Linked DNA regions of Mus musculus: all the other regions are linked to region 1. A link is a loop called in an ENCODE intact Hi-C map of the cell type or tissue named here. Cell type or tissue: heart. All regions are shown on one strand. Links, peaks and the distances in the headings refer to the core of each region. The heading gives the core; the rest is flanking DNA.

Evidence for each region. Hi-C counts contacts between places; a loop is a spot of excess contacts. Peaks named below come from ENCODE experiments on the same cell type or tissue, not always from the same donor. Only the 100,000 strongest peaks of a DNase experiment are listed, where the experiment ranks them.
Region 2: a loop joins it to region 1, with 2.5 times the contacts of the local background. A loop is called at or near these places in 14 of 42 quality-filtered maps.
Region 3: a loop joins it to region 1, with 2.0 times the contacts of the local background. A loop is called at or near these places in 10 of 42 quality-filtered maps.

Annotation. Positions count from the first base shown.
Region 1 is chr14:63,073,052-63,078,818 of GRCm38, forward strand. Gm35908 (a long non-coding RNA gene) reads left to right here. Exons shown (of 4, transcript XR_874690.2): 3 at 2,709-2,817; 4 at 3,293-4,324. Among named protein-coding and RNA genes, the nearest start is that of Gm35908, 5.1 kb to the left of the region's middle. In heart, for the core only: CTCF peaks have their summits at 3,299 (motif pointing right) and 4,320 (motif pointing left); DNase peaks (open chromatin) are centred at 3,470 and 5,260; H3K4me3 peaks cover 1,007 bases; H3K27ac peaks cover 3,424 bases.
Region 2 is chr14:63,469,054-63,474,820 of GRCm38, forward strand. No RefSeq gene overlaps it. Among named protein-coding and RNA genes, the nearest start is that of Gm17232, 22 kb to the right of the region's middle. In heart, for the core only: a CTCF peak has its summit at 2,239 (motif pointing left); no DNase peak of the experiment used is centred there; H3K27me3 peaks cover 491 bases.
Region 3 is chr14:63,119,706-63,125,472 of GRCm38, forward strand. It overlaps Ctsb (cathepsin B), which reads left to right and starts at 2,757. Exons shown (of 10, transcript NM_007798.3): 1 at 2,757-2,860. In heart, for the core only: no CTCF peak of the experiment used is centred there; DNase peaks (open chromatin) are centred at 2,776 and 4,216; H3K4me3 peaks cover 2,610 bases; H3K27ac peaks cover 2,700 bases.

The sequences.
Region 1 (5,767 bases), core at 410-5,409:
TGATATCCACCCCACTCCATATGTGATTAAGTTCCCTGTTCCTTGTTCTTTCTAAGTCTTTGGCTTGCCTTCAGCCAGAACCCCATGCCCCTCAGGTTCTTTATTAATGTTCAATCCATTGGCTCCCTAATCCTGTCCTTGGCTATAAATGCTCCCCTTTGGCCTTGTTGCAATTGGAGTTGAGCTCCAATAGTCATAGCTCACGGAGCTAGTCTTAAACTGTTTTCTGAGGTTTAGGCAATTGTCAGAACAATTTCCCTTTAACAGGAATCTAAAACTCAATTAGACAGGATCTATTACCTCAGAGTTCCAATCAGTAGGAATTCATATGCATGAGTCAATAAGCAAATACCAGACCACAAGGAGCATGGTAAAAGCATGTTGTGGTTTGGTCTGTCGCTATGTATTGTAATGCTAAATTCTGTACCTGAAGGTCTAGGCCGATGAGTGAATTGTCATGTTTACAAGATTTTGTTATGCAAACCTTGTTCCTTGATTTAAAACTATTAGTTCCTTGATTTAAAACTCTAATCCTGCAAATAATTGGCTATAGCCAATTATTTGCAGGATTAGAGGTAGGTAGGTTTTAAGTTACCTGATTGGGAGTGAAGAAGAGAGAGACCAGGAGGAGAAGGAGGAGAGAGAAGACGCCTCCATGAGGGGAGATGGACTGTGAGCACGTGGCCAGGAGAAACAGCAAGTGTCTGGGGTACACTGCTGGGGAGGCAGCCAGGCCAGCAGTTAGAAGAGTAGATTAGGGGTGATCCCAGTAATTGCCAAAGCCAAACAAAACAACCACAGTCTGAGTCTCATTCATTTGTAAGCTAGATGGGGATAAGCTTAAATTGCTTCTACTACAACGAAATGTTGTCCAACTGCCCACTGAATAGTTACCTTTATCCTCTGAGGTTAGTGCTGCCCTCACCCTGGGCCAGATGGCCCATTTTCTGCAGTGGGCATCAATGCAGGGACTCACAACTGATCGACATACAGAGAAGTGACCTGAGTACTCAGCCTCTGTGTCAGTCCACCCCAGCTCCCTCCGGGAACACTGTGAGAGAGGAGGCAGAGGGAATGTCGGAGCTGAAGGGCTGGAATGAAGTCTGTGGAATTCTGTCTTCCGGGTGTGAACATCACACTCTCAAAGTTACTGTAGCTATGGTCACCTGTACCAGGTCAGGGCAACACTCCAGCAGGCAGTGCTTGCTGGATTGACGGGGGGGGGGGGGGGGGGGGATTGGAGGGGATATGTGGGATATGAACATGGAGTCAGAGGTGAGAATGATCTAAATAAATTGCATGCATGTATGAAATTGTCAAAGAATTTTTTTTAAAGTGTTTTCTCAGCAAAAAAGCATGGGCAGTCCCTTCAGCCTGTGAGAGCCAGAGTCCTGCAGGGAAGAGTAATGTGGGCTAGACTTGAAGAACACATAAGGACTCGTGCTTCTAGAAGCTCAGTGATTAGAGGTAGAAAACAACTGTCTTCAAAGATAATCAACATATAGGATCCTTGACATCTAGAGCAACTAACTCTTATCTCCCTTTTTCATGTGTGTGTGTGTGTGTGTGTCTGTGTGTGTGTGTATGTGTATGTCTGTGGTTATGTCTGTGTAGGTCTCTCTTTCTCTCTCTTCTCTCTCTCTCTCTCTCTCTCTCTCTCTCTCTCTCTCTCTGTGTGTGTGTGTGTGTGTGTGTGTGTGTGTGTATGTGTGTGTGTGTGTATGTGGTTATGTTTGTGTAGGTGTGTGTGTATTTCATAGGAAGGAGTCTTTATTCTAGACGTATGTATCCATTGAAAATTGAGTAGTCTCCTGGACAGGCACTTTTGGGTGGGTTGTCAGGAACGAGGAGCGATTGCTTCTAAGCCCGGAGTTCTTCCCTTGTGGAGTTAGCAACCGATTCTTACTTTTCCTGCAAGCTCTTTTGTATGGAAGTAGATCCACATCACCTTTACAGTTAGGAGTTGTGGAGGTGATGAGCAGATCTCATCCCCACTGTTTGGTCGGAACCCTTGCTTATCTCCTGTACAAACTAAGACACCCTGTTTGCTCTTCTTCACCCAAGGAAAGCCTGCAAGGGAAACAACTCAGGCTTAGAAGCCATCTCTCCTCCTTTCTGACCACCCACCTAAAAGTGGCCGCCCAGGGGCTGTTTTTGTCCATGGTGTGCCTCGCTGGTGGAGATGAAGGCAGAGGTGTCAGGAAAGTGCCTCGCTGGCACGCCATCACTCCTCGAGTAAACTCTATGAAATCCTCTTGCTTTAGGCCAGGTGTGTGGCTTCACTGACCTCCGCCTGTGGGATCAGTGAGCCCACAGGAGAGCTGACTCCTAATAAACCTGCCTTTATCTATTTTTAATCTGTTCTAATCTGTCGCAGAGGGAGAGAAAGGGTCTATCACTCATCCTTCAGAAGTGCATGTGGGTTTCAGGATGAGTAGCTGATGAAATGTTTCTGGGTCAAAGGCGTATGTGTTCTGCATTGTGAAGATGAGGAACATGGAAGTATTTGGGGGACAGGAGAGTCCTCCTCCGTAGATGCAGGATAGTTTGGGTTAAGATGGAAAGATGAAACTTGGCCTTGGAGTCAAAAGGCAGGAGAGGCTTTGGGTCCCTAATCTACAAGCTCAGCAGGGGCGGGGCTTCAAAGCAGGCCCTGAGTGAGGAGGCTTTGCTTTCAACATGGACTCCCACCCTATCTCTTTCCACAGATGGCAAGATGGTCAGGATAAGCACATGGAATCTAGCCCAAAGTCGTCTGGCCGTGGGTCAGTCTGGGCCTAGAGGACCCAGGAGTCCAGACACCTGGAGTTTGGAGAGGTATAGTTTCCGGAATTGGTGTGTGGGCAGGGGGTGTGGAGTGCAGACAGCAAGGAGGGGCTGATGAAGAAGAATGAGGTGGAGTCGCGGGAGGAGATGAAGGCAGAGGTGTCAGGAAAGTGCAGATGCAGCAGGCACAATCGCGGGTGGAGGAGCAGGTAGCACCGAGCTCAGGTGATGGGCAGGTGGGGGTGGGGTGAGATATGGAAACCAGGCACCTGTGCCGCGGGAATGTGCTGCAGGTCCATACAAACTTAGGGTCATTAGACTATGGTATGAGAGAGTTTCTTAAGTTCCCTATCTACAGACCCCATTCCTTCAGAGACAGGAAAGGAGAAACACCAAAGTCACAGCGGAAAAAGTCAGGGAGGTCTGTATTGGCGTGTTCTAGCAGGAACACTGGCATCCCTGTGAGGAGACTGCTCCTCCTGGATGGATCCTATTCGCTCCAGATAATTGACTGTTCTTCCACCAGGTAAGCCACTTGGTGGCGCTGTGAGCATGAAAAGCGGGCTCTGTAGCCAATAAGCCTTTTGCAAGACTGGAGGTGTGACTTGGAGACTGTCTAAGGGGCAATGTAAAAAGCTCAGCCTACATCCGGACCCCGGCTGGAAACAAATACGGACATAGAGAGGTCCTGCGAGACACCAGGAGGCAGACAAGGCAGGGATGACGACTGTCTGTCTTGTGACCAGGAAACGGGGTTATGAGACCTATTCAGCTTTCTTTGACTCCGCGCTGTTTGGTTAGGAAAGGGCATATGTGTGCAGAGAACAAACAATACAGGGGAAGGGAGTCTACAGAGAGCTGCTGAACTCTAGCTGCCCCCAACAGACCTCCGGTAAAGGAAAAGGAAGACGCGAAAAGTGACCCACAGCTGGGAAACCTACAGGTCAAAACTCGGAGTAGGGCCTGGGGCAGGATGGGGGTGGAGGTGGAGGTGGGAGTGGAACACACCTTAAAATCCCAGCACTAGGAAGGCAGAGGCAGTCTGATCTTCATGAGTTCAAGTCTATCCTAGGCCATAGGGCAAGTTCCAGAACAGCCAGAGCTACACAGAGAAACCCAGTCTTGAAACAAACAAACAAACAAATAACAACAACAACAACAATAAAATAGAGCCTGTTAGGAAGGGCTGAGGACAAGGCCTTGATTGAGCATAGCTGTTCTCCAACTTCTCAGAACCCCGTGCCTGATAACTGTGTCATAGTAGGGTGACAATGAATGACAATAATAGACCATAGGTTTCAAAAAGGTGAGAAACAAGGTTACACAGGGTCTCTCTGTGTAGCCTTGGAACTCACTATGTACACCCAGGCTGGCCTCAAACTCAGAGACTGCTTCCGCCTCCCGAGCTCTGAGATTAGAGGTGTGCACCACCACACCCTGCCTAAGGGCTGGAGTTAGGTCCCTTGCCCAGCACTGAAGAGTTGTCAAGCCCCAGTCAGATGGCTCTCAGCCATCTGCAACTCCAACGCCAGGGGTATCTGATGCCCCCTTCTGGCCTCCTTGGGAACTGCATTCACAGAGCAGCATAAAATATATTTAAAAATTGGTATCTCTGAGAGAGAGAGAGAGATGGAGTTTGGTCGAGTGGGTGGGTAGGTAGCTGGCCAGGGACACCCAGGGAATCTTATCTCCACCTTCCCGGACTGGGGTTACAATCACCACCATCACACTCAGCTTTTCCACTTGAGTCCTGGGGATCAAACTCAAATCTTCATGTCTATGCAACATCCTCACTTCACCTACTGAACTATCTCCGCAGCCCTAGTTAAAATTATTAACTGGTACATAAAGGCATACAATTGTGCATGTTAAGGAAATAATGTGTGATATTTTGATATGTATACACATTCCACAGTGTTTAAATCACATTAAACATGTTTTCTCAAAAATTATTTTTATTTTAAAATTTTTCTTTTCCTAAGACACCCCGCCCCAAACAAACCAAAATCATCTGTGTTTACACTAATCCTTTCCAATGTTCACACTATTGATGACGAAAATCCCCTAGTGCAACTTTTTTTTTTTTTTTGGTTTTTCGAGACAGGGTTTCTCTGTGTAGCCCTGGCTGTCCTGGCACTCACTTTGTAGACCAGGCTGGCCTCAAACTCAGAAATCCGCCTGCCTCTACCTCCCGAGTGCTAGGATTAAAGGCATGCGCCACCACGCCCTGCTCTAGTGCAACTTTTATTACAAACTCAAGGAGTTTGGGTGTGGAGACCCATGCTCCTAATCTCAGTGGTAGAGAGACAAAAGCAAGAAGATCAGGAGATCAGGGCCACCCTTGGCTACACAGCAAGTTCAAGGCCCACCTGGGCTACGTTTGATCTTGTCCCAAAGAATCAAACAACAAAGCAAAAACAGAAAGAGATCAGGGAGGTTGAGGGTGTGTTGCTCGGTGGCGGAGGCTGCCTGTCGTTGTGAGGCCTTTAGTTTGATCCCCAAAACCACAGAATAGAAGAAGTGGGGGAGGGGGGGAGGACTTTCATCAGGAAAGCCTAAGAGCTACGTTGTTGCTTTCTGCTATGAAACAGCTATCTCTCTGTGTTGAGTGCTTTTCTTTTTCTCAACCAACACTGCCATTGCACATTGCTGGGGAGCACGGGAGCACTGCATCACACCCAGGATTGTCTTCAATGACCCTGCCTCCTGATGTCACGCCTCTGTCGCAAGCAGCTGTCTGCAAAACTGGTCTCAGAAATGATGGTCTGATTTCTCAGACAAGGTCATAAAGACTGTCCTGCTTTCACTGTGGGGAAGTCAGCCACCGTGTGGTGGGGAGCACTCCAGCAATCCCGATGGGGAGAAGCTGAGGACCCCTCACCAGCAGCCAGCACCAGCTTGCCAGCCATGCAGCGAGCCACCTTGGAAGTAGATCTCCAGCCTCAGTTGGACCTTTTGGGAACTGATGCTCCCACAGGACAGGCAGTATGATGGAATTCCT
Region 2 (5,767 bases), core at 271-5,270, 400 kb after region 1:
TCTGGCCTCTCTTCTTCCCTCCCACTCCCCACCCTTCAGCTGTCCACCTGGGGGTAAGCTGGGTCACTTCTCACGAGTATTTGGGCTGGAACAAGTCCGTACCAGCTAGTTCTGTGTCAACTTGACACAGGCTGGAGTTATCACAGAAAAAGGAGCTTCAGTTGAGGAAATGCCTCCAGGAGATCCAGCTGTAAGGCATTTTCTCAATTAGTGATCAAGGGGGAAAGGCCCCTTGTGGGTAGGACCATCTCGGGGCTGGCAGTCTTGGTTCTATAAGAGAGCAGGCTGAGCAAGCCAGGGGAGGCAAGCCAGTAAAGAACATCCCTCCATGGCCTCTGCATCAGCTCCTGCTTCCTGACCTGCTTGAGTTCCAGCCCTGACTTCCTTGGTGATGAACAGCAGCATGGAAGTGTAAGCTGAATAAACCCTTTCCTCCCCAACTTGTTTCTTGGTCATGATGTTTGTACAGGAATAGAAACCCTGACTAAGACAAAGTCCTAAGTAAGGACCAGCATGACCTCTGAGGGAAGTACATAGGTAACCAAGCCCATGACCATTAGCAACCAAGTTGTTAAGGAGGGACCCTCAGCCCGGGAGCAGACCCAGAGTCTTCCATCACCCACAGGGACTCTTTTTTTGCCATGAGGACTCTTTAGTCAAAGGACGTGTGCCAAACGGCAGGCAGCAGGACAATGTGGTTGGTGTGAGAAGAAAAGATCACAACTTCTGCCGGTGTCATTAACTTCTTCCATGAAATTTAAATGTGCGTGACATTGGGTACAGCAATTCATTATATGATACATACTTCGGGAGGACCACAAACCTTTTGGCTGAAACCCACAAAATCAAGCAAGTAGGCGGCCAGCTTTTGTCTGTAGCCCTGGTAGTGGATTGTGCCTGCTGTGCTCCTTGGTGGTGCTAGATGGGACAGGAGCCAAGGCGGCCTTTCTTCTGGGAGATGGCCCAACCACATTCTATTTGACCACAGCAGGAGGCGTCTGCATGTCAGTCACCCTCCCAGTAAAAGCTGAGTCCCTGCTCTTCTGCTCAGAGCTAAGCTCAACAGAGCGGCCCCTGCAAGAAACCCCAGAAAACACAAGATAGGAAAAAAAGAGAGAGAGAGAAAGGAAAAGATTGGAAGGGACAGAGAATATGGAAGAGTGAGGTGGTGGAAGAGTAGGAACAAGAAAATCCAAGGGATCGAGGGAGCTTCCCTGCCCCTCCCCCATGACAGGATTTCTCTGTGTAATCCTGGAACTCTCTCATTCCTTCTGAAAGCTTCGATTTAAGGTGTGCACCTTCTTACAGTGTTGGCTCTGAATCTCAGACCATGGACTAGGCTTTCCTGCCTGCTCTCCCATCTCCCCTCCCTCCTGTAAATAATTGTTTTGGCCAATTCTAAGAACAGGGCCTAAGATAGTAGCTTCTGAGCTGGAGGCTCAAACAGTAGTGCATCGTAGAGCCAGCTGCCTAGCAGAACACCCCCAGGTCTATGGGCTCCACCAGTTAGAGAGGCTTGTCCATCACCTGTTGTCCCTGTGAAGCCACACCTCAGCTTCTGCCAGAGACACCCTCGGCCCCTGCTCATCCTTCTAACCTAGCCCCCAGAAGGTCATCTCCCCAGCCCTAATCTTCAGGGGGCCCAATGGGACTCACAGTATCACCTTTAATACTCCTCCCCTGATCACAACCACCCTGACCTCCACAGCTGCCCATCTCAGGAACAAGAAGCTAAAGCTATCACCATAGCAGTGTGCCAGGGCATCCAGGAGGCACACGTTGATTTATTTTTTTAAGCAAAAGAAGCTTCTGTTTAAAAGATGACAGTCACTGGTATTTCTAGAAGGCAGTGAATTTCCCTGGGGCTTGGAGGTACAGCATGTAAAGCCATGGCTCTATACTGATTCCGCGGAATTGCTGGGACGTAGCTATTGTAGCAATGTGTGCTGTCAGCACCAGTGGGCTATAAAGCGGTGGCTGGAGCGTAACTCTCTCCTCTGAATTGAAACCCAACACTATTGGCTCATTAACAGTCAGCCAGTGGCAGAGCTAGTGATGAGCTGGAGTCTCCTGGCTTCTTTCCTAAGCTCTACCCTCTGGCTTCCCACCTCCATATGTTCCTTACTCAAACCACAGCAGAGAAGGTCTAAGAAAACAAGTCTGCCAACAAATGGCTTTCAGACTGCTGGCCTGCCACCCACCGCAGTTAGTAGAGCCTAAGGTGCCCTCTGCTGGAAAACTATAGAATACATTTGTGTGTGCACTTAACTGAGTTTCCTTGGCATCTTTGATTGTCAGAATTTGCTATTTGTTAGAATAATGCACATTTTGATGTTCTTCTCCATGGACCAAGCATGAAATCTCTAATCTGTCAGAATTAAAACTCTATAAATTCATATTCTCTCTCTCCTTCCTCTCTCTCTCTCTCTGAAACCTTTTGGTCTAGCCGAAAGGTTCTTACTCTACAAGTCTCTTTGAGGTCCTGAGCCAGGTACCTAACACCAAACAGATACACAGTGTCCATCCTTTTTATTTCTGCTTTTCCATAAGCAGTGTGGAATTTCTGAGAAAGATTCATATGGAAACAGAGCATTAATTAAAGGACACTGTGACAGAAGTTACACACGCTTGGAGTTCCATCTGCCCAGTTCCCACACTTCCCTAGGTAAACTGTAGCCTTAGTCTTTTATGCACCTTTCCAAAACTTCAAAAACACCTATCTGGGCTGGACAGATGGCTCAGAGGGTAAATGCACCGTTGGCAGAGCCTAATGACCTAAGTCCAATCCCCAGGACCCACATGTCGGGAGGAGAGAACCCCGCCCCCATAAGTTATCCTCTAACCTCCATACATGTGCCATGGTATGCTCCCAGTAAGACATGAAATACTTTTAAAAGTAAAGTAAAAATGCATGCATGCACACATACACATATATATTGTACTGGCTAGTTTTGTGTCAACTTGACACCGCTGGAGTTATCACAGAGAAAGGAGCTTCAGTTGAGGAAATGCCTCCATGAGATCCAACTGTAAGGCATTTTCTCAATTAGTGATCAAGGGGGAAAGGCCCCTTGTGGGTGGGACCATCTCTGGGCTGGTAGTCTTGGGTTTTATAAGAGAGCAGGCTGAGCAAGCCAGGTGAAGCAAGCCAGTAAAGAACATCCCTCCATGGCCTCTGCATCAGCTCCTGCTTTCTGACCTGCTTGAGTTCCAGTCCTGCATCCTTTGGTGATCAACAGCAGTATGGAAATGTAAGCCGAATAAACCCTTTCCTCCCCAACTTGCTTCTTGGTCATGATGTTTGTGCAGGAATAGAAACCCTGACTAAGACAAATTGGTACCAGCAGAGTGGGGTATTTCTGTGACAACCTGACCATGTTTTGGGGAGGTCTGTGGAAGGACTTTGGAACTTTGGGCTTGAAGATCCATTCGTTGTTAAGAGCTCTGTCAGATGTTTTGTAGGAGCTTGGAAGATAATGTTGAGGACAGTGCAGAAGATGGAGGCCTGGGTTGTGAAATTTCAGAGGGAAAATTAAAGACTCTTTTGAGGGCCATTGTTGTTTTGATTGTGAAGATTCTGTAGTTCTGGTTAGCTGGGGCTGAAGAATCAGCTGTGATTAACAAGATACCAGAACTACTAAAGCAAAAACTTTGCATTACTGGGACTATTGATGCTGGTTAGCCGGAGCTAAGAAATTAGCGGTGATTAAGAAGAGACCAGCATCATTGAGGTGACATCTTCTGGGAAGTGTTTTCTGAGAGCACAGTGGCTGTGTTCCAGATATAGCCAACGTTGTACATTGTGCTGTGGCTAGACTTGGTAATGTGTAAGGGTCACCCAGGTGGTACTGGTTGGTTTTGAAGGCATGAAGGAGTTGAGCAGAGCAGCTGAGGCTTGGCACTGTGAGAGGCCATGGAAGGCCATTGGTGAAAGTGCAGCCTCAGTTGCAATTGATGGCCCAGGACTGAAGGGGTCATGCAGTGTTTTGGAGATGCCAGTACCATGAGATGACCACCAAGAGCAGCAGCAGCAGTGGGGTACAGGCATCTGGAGCCTAGAGGATGACGCGTGTGCTACAAAGGGCATGGCTGGAGAAGTGACCCAAGCCCTTAGAGGAGCCCAGAAGATCGTGAGTTGGATCCCAGACATTGGACGGTTGGAGATTGACTTTTGCTTTTGATTGTGACTGTGCCCTTATATTTTCCCTCTTGAAAGAAGAAACTGTTTTAGTGGAGCCCACAGTTAAGAGACTTTTAATTGTAAAAAGACTTTGGATTTTTAAAAAGATGGATATTTTAAAGAGATTGAAATTTTAAGAATATGTAAAGGCTGTGGGACTTTTAAAGTTGTTTAGATCTTGGGGATGAATAAGAATGTAAGGGTTGAGGCTTACTAGTGATGTTTTTGTGTGTCAAGGGGTCAATTGTACTGGCTAGTTTTGTGTCAACTTGACACCGCTGGAGTTATCACAGAGAAAGGAGCTTCAGTTGAGGAAATGCCTCCATGAGATCCAACTGTAAGGCATTTTCTCAATTAGTGATCAAGGGGGAAAGGCCCCTTGTGGGTGGGACCATCTCTGGGCTGGTAGTCTTGGGTTTTATAAGAGAGCAGGCTGAGCAAGCCAGGTGAAGCAAGCCAGTAAAGAACATCCCTCCATGGCCTCTGCATCAGCTCCTGCTTTCTGACCTGCTTGAGTTCCAGTCCTGCATCCTTTGGTGATCAACAGCAGTATGGAAATGTAAGCCGAATAAACCCTTTCCTCCCCAACTTGCTTCTTGGTCATGATGTTTGTGCAGGAATAGAAACCCTGACTAAGACATATATATAGGAAACACACACACATCTCATTACCCCTTCTATCCCTACCAGTCCATTTCTCAGATTCATGACTTTTGGATTGGCTTTTAGTTTATTCAAGGTCACTTAGTGCATATTTGATTAGAACTACTTATTGGGCTTAGCGAGGTCACCAGTAAGTACACAACCGAAGGCAATTATTCTGTCCTTGAATCTATCCATACAGTGGCAGTATCGTTCAATTACATCATGAGTTTTGACCACTCTTATTTCCCATTTCTCTCTCTTGCTCTCCTCCTCTGCTTCCTTCTCCTTCCATTCCTATTCTCAAATAGCCTCCCTTCTCTTTTCATGTCTTTCTGTGCACATTCGTGTAGATAGATAAATGATAGATGATAAATAGATGATAGTTGAAGTATAGATAGATGATAGAGAGATAATAGTTGAATAAACGTGTGTGTGTGTGCGCGCGCGCGTAGAAAGGTAGGCACGCTGGGTTTGAAGCCCTGCTCTGTGCTTACTAGCTCTATGCCCCAGGAGAACTAGTTTATCAGTCTCCTTCTCAATGTGCCCATATGTAAATCAGAACAACCACCTTACAGGATGGTTGCAGATTAAAACAGATAATCTGGCTTCTGAAAGGGTATTGAACTGTACCGGGAGCAGATACAGCTCCCTTCCTGCACTTAAGACTTTCTCCATAAGCACACTGCCCCTTCCATCTGTGGGGGGTTGGTTCCAGGACACCTGCAGATACCAAAATTTGTGGATGTTTATAGCTGGTACATAATAAAGTGGTACACACTACTATATAATCCATGTATCATTTAAATCACATGTAAATATATTTGAACATCTAACACAGTGTCCATAGGTGCTGTCTTGATGGTTGAATGGATGTGGGGGGTGGGGGCATATCTGGATGTTCAGTGCAGACACAGGATTTTCCACCTTGAATACTTCTGATCT
Region 3 (5,767 bases), core at 271-5,270, 47 kb after region 1:
ATTTTTGATAGCTGAGTCACACCCTGTTTTGCGATTGTGGGACATTTTGTTTATCCAAGCATCAGTTGATAAACAGAAGTTGTTTCCATCTCTAGGCGCCTGTGAATAATACCGCTGTGCATATTTGGTAACGTTAATATGAGCAACCATATTTCTTCAGGGCGTATGCCCAGTCTCCTGTCCACATGTTCACTAGAAAAACACTTTTACACACTCAGGGCAAGATCCCTCTAAACATTCTAAGAACAAGCCCTGAGCCCTAGGTGAGCTGGTAAAGCTGAACCTGGACTCAATCTTCAAGGTTCACTTCGTGTGCACACCCATTGTCTCTGCCCTCTACCTGGTGACAGGCAGGCACCATGCAGAATACAGCAAGGAACAACATAGCACATTCTTATCCCTTAGGAGGCGGAGGACTCAAAGTGTGCATGAAGGGATTTAAGTATGCTGGGATAGCTTCCTCCTAAAGTTTCCCACAGACGGACTCTCCAGAAGAGTCTACTCTGGTCGTATTCATTTGGTTATTTGGTTATTTATTTGATATGCAGTCTCTTGTAACCCATGCTGGCCACAAATCACTAGGGAGATATGGATAGCTTTGAGCTTCTAAAATTATTATTATTATTATTATTATTATTATTATTATTATTAGAGAGAGAGAGAGAGATGGAGAGGGAGAGAGAGTTGAGGGGTGCGTGAGCTATGGCATGAGTATTAGAGGACAACTTTTTTGGAATGTGTTCTCTCCTTCTACTGTGGTTTCCAGGGATCAAAGTGGTATAGGTCATTGGGCTGTGTAGGAAGCACTTTTGCCAGCTGAGCCATCAAACTGATGCTGCGGTCTTGAACTTTGACCTTTCTGCTTCCATCTCATAGTGAGAACCACGATGCCAGGTTTATGGAGGGCTAGGGATGGAACCCAGAACTCTAAGCATACAAGTCAGGATAACTCTACCAGTTGAACTATATTCACAGCCCTGTATGTTGGTCATTTGAGACAGGGTCTCCTGTAGCCCAGGTTGGATTTGAATGTGCTGTGTAGCTCAGATTGACCCTATAGCCCCCAAATTTCCCAAGTGTTAGGACTACGGGTTTATCTCACATGTGACTGCTTATCATTGTTTCGCTTCAGAAGCCTCTCCTTTATTAACACACTGTGATAATGCATGTGTAGCCCTCAGCTCATCTGAGGCGCTATAAAGGAAGGATTTACTACGGTCTATGTGTCCAGGGGGAAGATGATCTATGAAACACTGATGTGCAGGCTGGACTCTGCAGCTGTCTGGACAGGCTGGGGTGAGCAGGCAGTGATATGGGAATATTCTAACATTTTAAAATGAAGCCTTTTTCAGCACCACTGAAGTCAGCCCAAGCCAGGTACTTCTGGGTTCTTGTCTCTCAGTTTTGAGGAAGGAAATTCATGGACCACAGAAGGTGAGTTTTAGGAAGGTGGGAAGGACTGTAGGGAGCTGAAGGGAGAGAAAGAAGGCAAAGGTCTTGAGCAGCCCGTGGGGTCCCTGGAGGGAGTCGGATCCCATCCTGGAGCCCCCCAAAGCCTGGGGGTTAATAGGACTGTAGCCTTTAGTGGGATGGAGGCAGGAAGAAGGTTGAGCTAGCTGGTCAGTCCAGTTTTCATTCCAGGTGTTGAAGTCATTTCAGTTTGGGTCACAGCCTCAGTATGGCTTCCAGGAAAGGTCACTCCTTTGTGGAAAAGACTTGAAGACCCCCTTCCTGGCAGCCAGAGACACTTTTGGCTTAGACACTTAAACATCTCTAGCTCCTGCCAAGGGCCAGGCTCTGGGCATGTCAGAGGACATTTTGGGCTTTTAGCCAAGAAAGGCTGCTCATTTTTGTTTGGACTTTTTACCCTAAAATAAGCAGCCAGTTTCTACCTGTTGTCAGCAGCTGGGACAGCTGGCCTTGGACAGATGGCCATGGACCTGCCTTTCCGCAAGTTTTCTGAGTTCTTCCTGTATTCCACTTAACTGGGGTTCAGTAACTACACTTCCACTCCTGTCCTTAACTGGGAGCCTACCAATAGAACCTTGGAATCCACTAGATCCAAACCTTTCTTATCGTCACAAGCCTGGCTACAAGATACCATGCTGACATGAGGCCATTCCTATATTACAGGATAGACCTAAGGATTGGAGAGATCTGAGGGTGCTCGACCCTGGGGTGGGGGTGGGGGTATGCTATGACCTGTCAGATCAACTAGGTCAGCCAGCTTCTCACTGGCTAGCTTACCACACAAGATGGGGGGAGGTTCATATGGCCTGGCAGGAGTTCTGAATTTCATAACATGCCTTGGACAAAATTCATGGGGTTTTGGTTTCTCTCTTTCTTTTTAAACTAGGGATCGAACCCAGGGCCTTGGGCTTGGTAAGTAAGAGCTCTACTTCTGGGCTACAATCCCAGCCCAGTTCTAGTTTTTGGTTGCTTCCCTTGGTTTGAGTATTTCTACGCCATTATAGTCTGAGCTTCAGAATATAAGGCCAGGAGGCTCCTCCAGACATTTCCAGGTCCCCGAGCCAGCGGGGCCTTCCCGAGGAATGCATGTCACGAAGATGTTGTATCTTCCCAGTGCAGGGTACCTGCAGAGGTCCCTGGAGAGCATCTCTGTGCGAAATGGAAAGAGAGCAGACAAACCACCAGTTTCTTTTGGGTTTAACACAGCTTGCAGAGTCCCGGGATGAAGGGGGAGGGGCCGGCAGGGGCGGGGGCGCGGTCAAGCATCACGTGACGAATCAGCCCCCAGCGGAGGGCGGAGCTGCGCGGGTACTTAGGAGTGCACGGGAGAGGCCAGGAGCGGCTCCGTTTGGCTTGGTGGCTGCAGGCCCAGGCTGTCGCGCTGCGCTCGGTGAGTTTGCCCGGGGCACAGTGGCTCCATGGCGGAAGTCACTTTGGCTGGGGTCGGGGGAGCGGGCTGAGCAGCGGTGGTGGAGACAGGCCCTTCACTTGCCCAGGGCGCAGGCGCGGTTCCTCCGCGGCCCTAGATGCTGCTCGCCCTGGCGGATCGCGGTCTTAGGCTCCCGCAGGCTAGACCGGCAGAGCTCCAGCTTTCACGCTTTAGGGCCGAGCCTGGTGACCCCGCGGTGATCGGCTTCTTTCCAGTGGCCTTGGCGCACTTCAAGGGCGGAGGTGGGGACTTCGGGGAGCTCCGAGGGAGGAGCTTAAAGGGAAGGGTTCAGCTCTGGCCCTTCCAGCTCGCAGATTGCAAGTCTCAGGGGTGCTCAGGGCGAGTATCGACCTGCATCTAGTGCAGGTTTGTGGCTTATTCTAAAGAATCTGCCCCGGGAACTTTTCCACACACAAACCCACGCAGTGCCTGGCACCCTAAAAGACCTGTTCTATTGAGAATGGGAACCTGGTAGTGGGTGGCTGGGGTGGAACCTGCACGAAGAGTTAAACCGAGAAACAGGAAGAGAAGCAGAGCTAAAGGATAGGGGCTCTCCCAGAACCTTTCTCTGGAGGGGAATGGCCAATGTGATGGAGGAAAGGTACTTGCAGGACAGCCTCCTTCAGTCAGGGCCCTGCTAGCCGGGAGAGATAGCATCCTCTCCCAGAGTGCTGGGCGTGCGGACCAAGAGATAGGTAAATTGGACTTGGTCCCCTAGGGCCCAAGAGTAAAGGACTAAAACCCATCCGCACCTTACCTCCACCTAACCAGATCCCCTCACGTGTTTGGGAAGGGAGATAAATTGTGGGATTGAAAGGGAAGTTTAACTCCTTTTAGTGTCTCGGGAAGACTGATCTCCAGGTGCTTCCTGTGAGGGACTGCTGTGGAGGTATGGTCTGCAGTCCCCGGATTCAGAGTAGCATTTGCAAAATGTTGGTGAAGGTGTCATCTTTGTTCGAAGCCGTTCAGGGGACAGTTGTTTCCCATAGGCTCTGGCCATGGTGACCTAAAACTCCAGAGTCCCCAGAGCCATACCAGAGCAAGGCAATCACGGCACTTGGAAGGCTGAGGCAGGAGAATCGCTGTGCATTGGAAACCAGCCTGGGCTATGTAATGGATTCCACAACAGTGGGACTACAGAGGGAAACGGTTTCATTTCTTAATCCCTCCTTCCTTCCTTAAAAAAAAAAAAAACTCATGCTTAAAAGAAGGTGGAGGAAAATGACCTCTGCTCCTTTAAAGCCACGTGACCCAGGCCTACGGGACTGCTAGTGGGGTGGGGCGAGCCGGGCCCACGCCTGTGCTTCACCAGCCCAGGTGCCAGCAGAGATTTCCAGCATTCCCCTTGACGTTGGCCTAAATGTTTTCAGACTAGTCAGGCAGTGGAGGGTTGGCGCTCTTGGCTCCAGGTTGAAACTGTTCCCTGGAGGTGCTGGCTCAGCATTCTAGGCTACGGCCCTTTTATGGTATGGGTAGAAACCTTTAGATATAGGAGTCTCCGGTTGGCCACTGACTTTTGATGTACTGATGTAAGGAAAATATTAGCTATGTGTGAGGTGGAACTCTATGCAGTAGAACTTTTGAAAATCAAAAGGGAAACCAGGAACTTGAGTATGATTGGTGTGAAGGGTTGTGGTGGGGCCTCTAGGTAAGGTGAGGTGTACAAAGGTCTCTATTGCCTTTGCTTAGTTAACATATCCCTGCTCTGGTACTCTGCAGGAGCTGCCTACGGAAGGGTGGGAGAAGGATCAATCTGGAGTCCTTTTGTTGCTTATTTTCCACCCAGCACTGAACATGGTGGAAGTTCTAGGGGTGGAGTTCTGCCTCCCTCGCACTGATATCCAACCCAGAGCCTCGTGCATCCTAATCATGCAGTCTGCCACTCTATCATACCCAGCCAGCTTTAACCAGTCTCCTCCCTCCGCTAGCCCTCTCAGTTTTTTGAGGCAGGTTTTACCCTACTGTAGGACAGTTTTGCCTCAACCTCCTGAATGCTAGGGTTACAAACAATAGCTAATGCTCCTGGGTTAGGCCATATTTTTATTTTATTTTATTTATTTATTTATTTATTTATTTGTTTATTTATTTATTTTGAGAACAGGGGTGTGTAGTAGTTGTGGCTAGCCTGGAACTAACTGGCTATGTAGACCAGGATGGCCGGGGCATGATGGGGTACACAAACTCAGAGATAAATCTGCCTCTGCCTCCCCCGTGCTGGGATTAACTGGGATTAAAACCGTGGGCCACCACCTAGCAATCCTTTCATTTTTACCTTCAAGCCTGAACCCCCCTTCCTGCAGACCTGAGGCCTTCCAGGCTCAGGTTTGGGGTAGAAGTGGGTGGCTCCTCTTTGGTGGGTCTTGCTTGGTTGGGGTCGGTTTGGCTCCAGGACTTGCTTTGTCTGTCACAGGGACTTTGACAGCTGTTGCTTTCCTTATTCTTTCCTACTTCTGCACTTGAGATACCATGTCTAAGTATTGGTTTATGTAACTTATAGTGTGTTCACTTATTGTTCACTCAGTTGATAAGATTTGTTGGTGTTGACTGATACCTGTAGATTTAACAGTTATTTTAATTTGTTGGGGACAGGTGGCAGTGTGACAGGGGCTTCATGTATCCCAGCTAACTCACCACATAGGAGAGGATGGCTTTGAACTCCTGATCTTCCTGCCCACTTCCCAAGTGCTGAGATTACAGGTGTGCACCCTGTCAGGCCAGCGAGCTTAGTTTATTAGTCTTCTTTTTCTTCATTTATTTGAGACAGGGCTATGTAAACCAGGCTGGCCTTGAGCTCACAGAGATTCACCCGCCTTTGCCGCCTGAGTGCTGGGATTGAAGGTGTGTGCCACCACCACCCTTTTTTTTTTT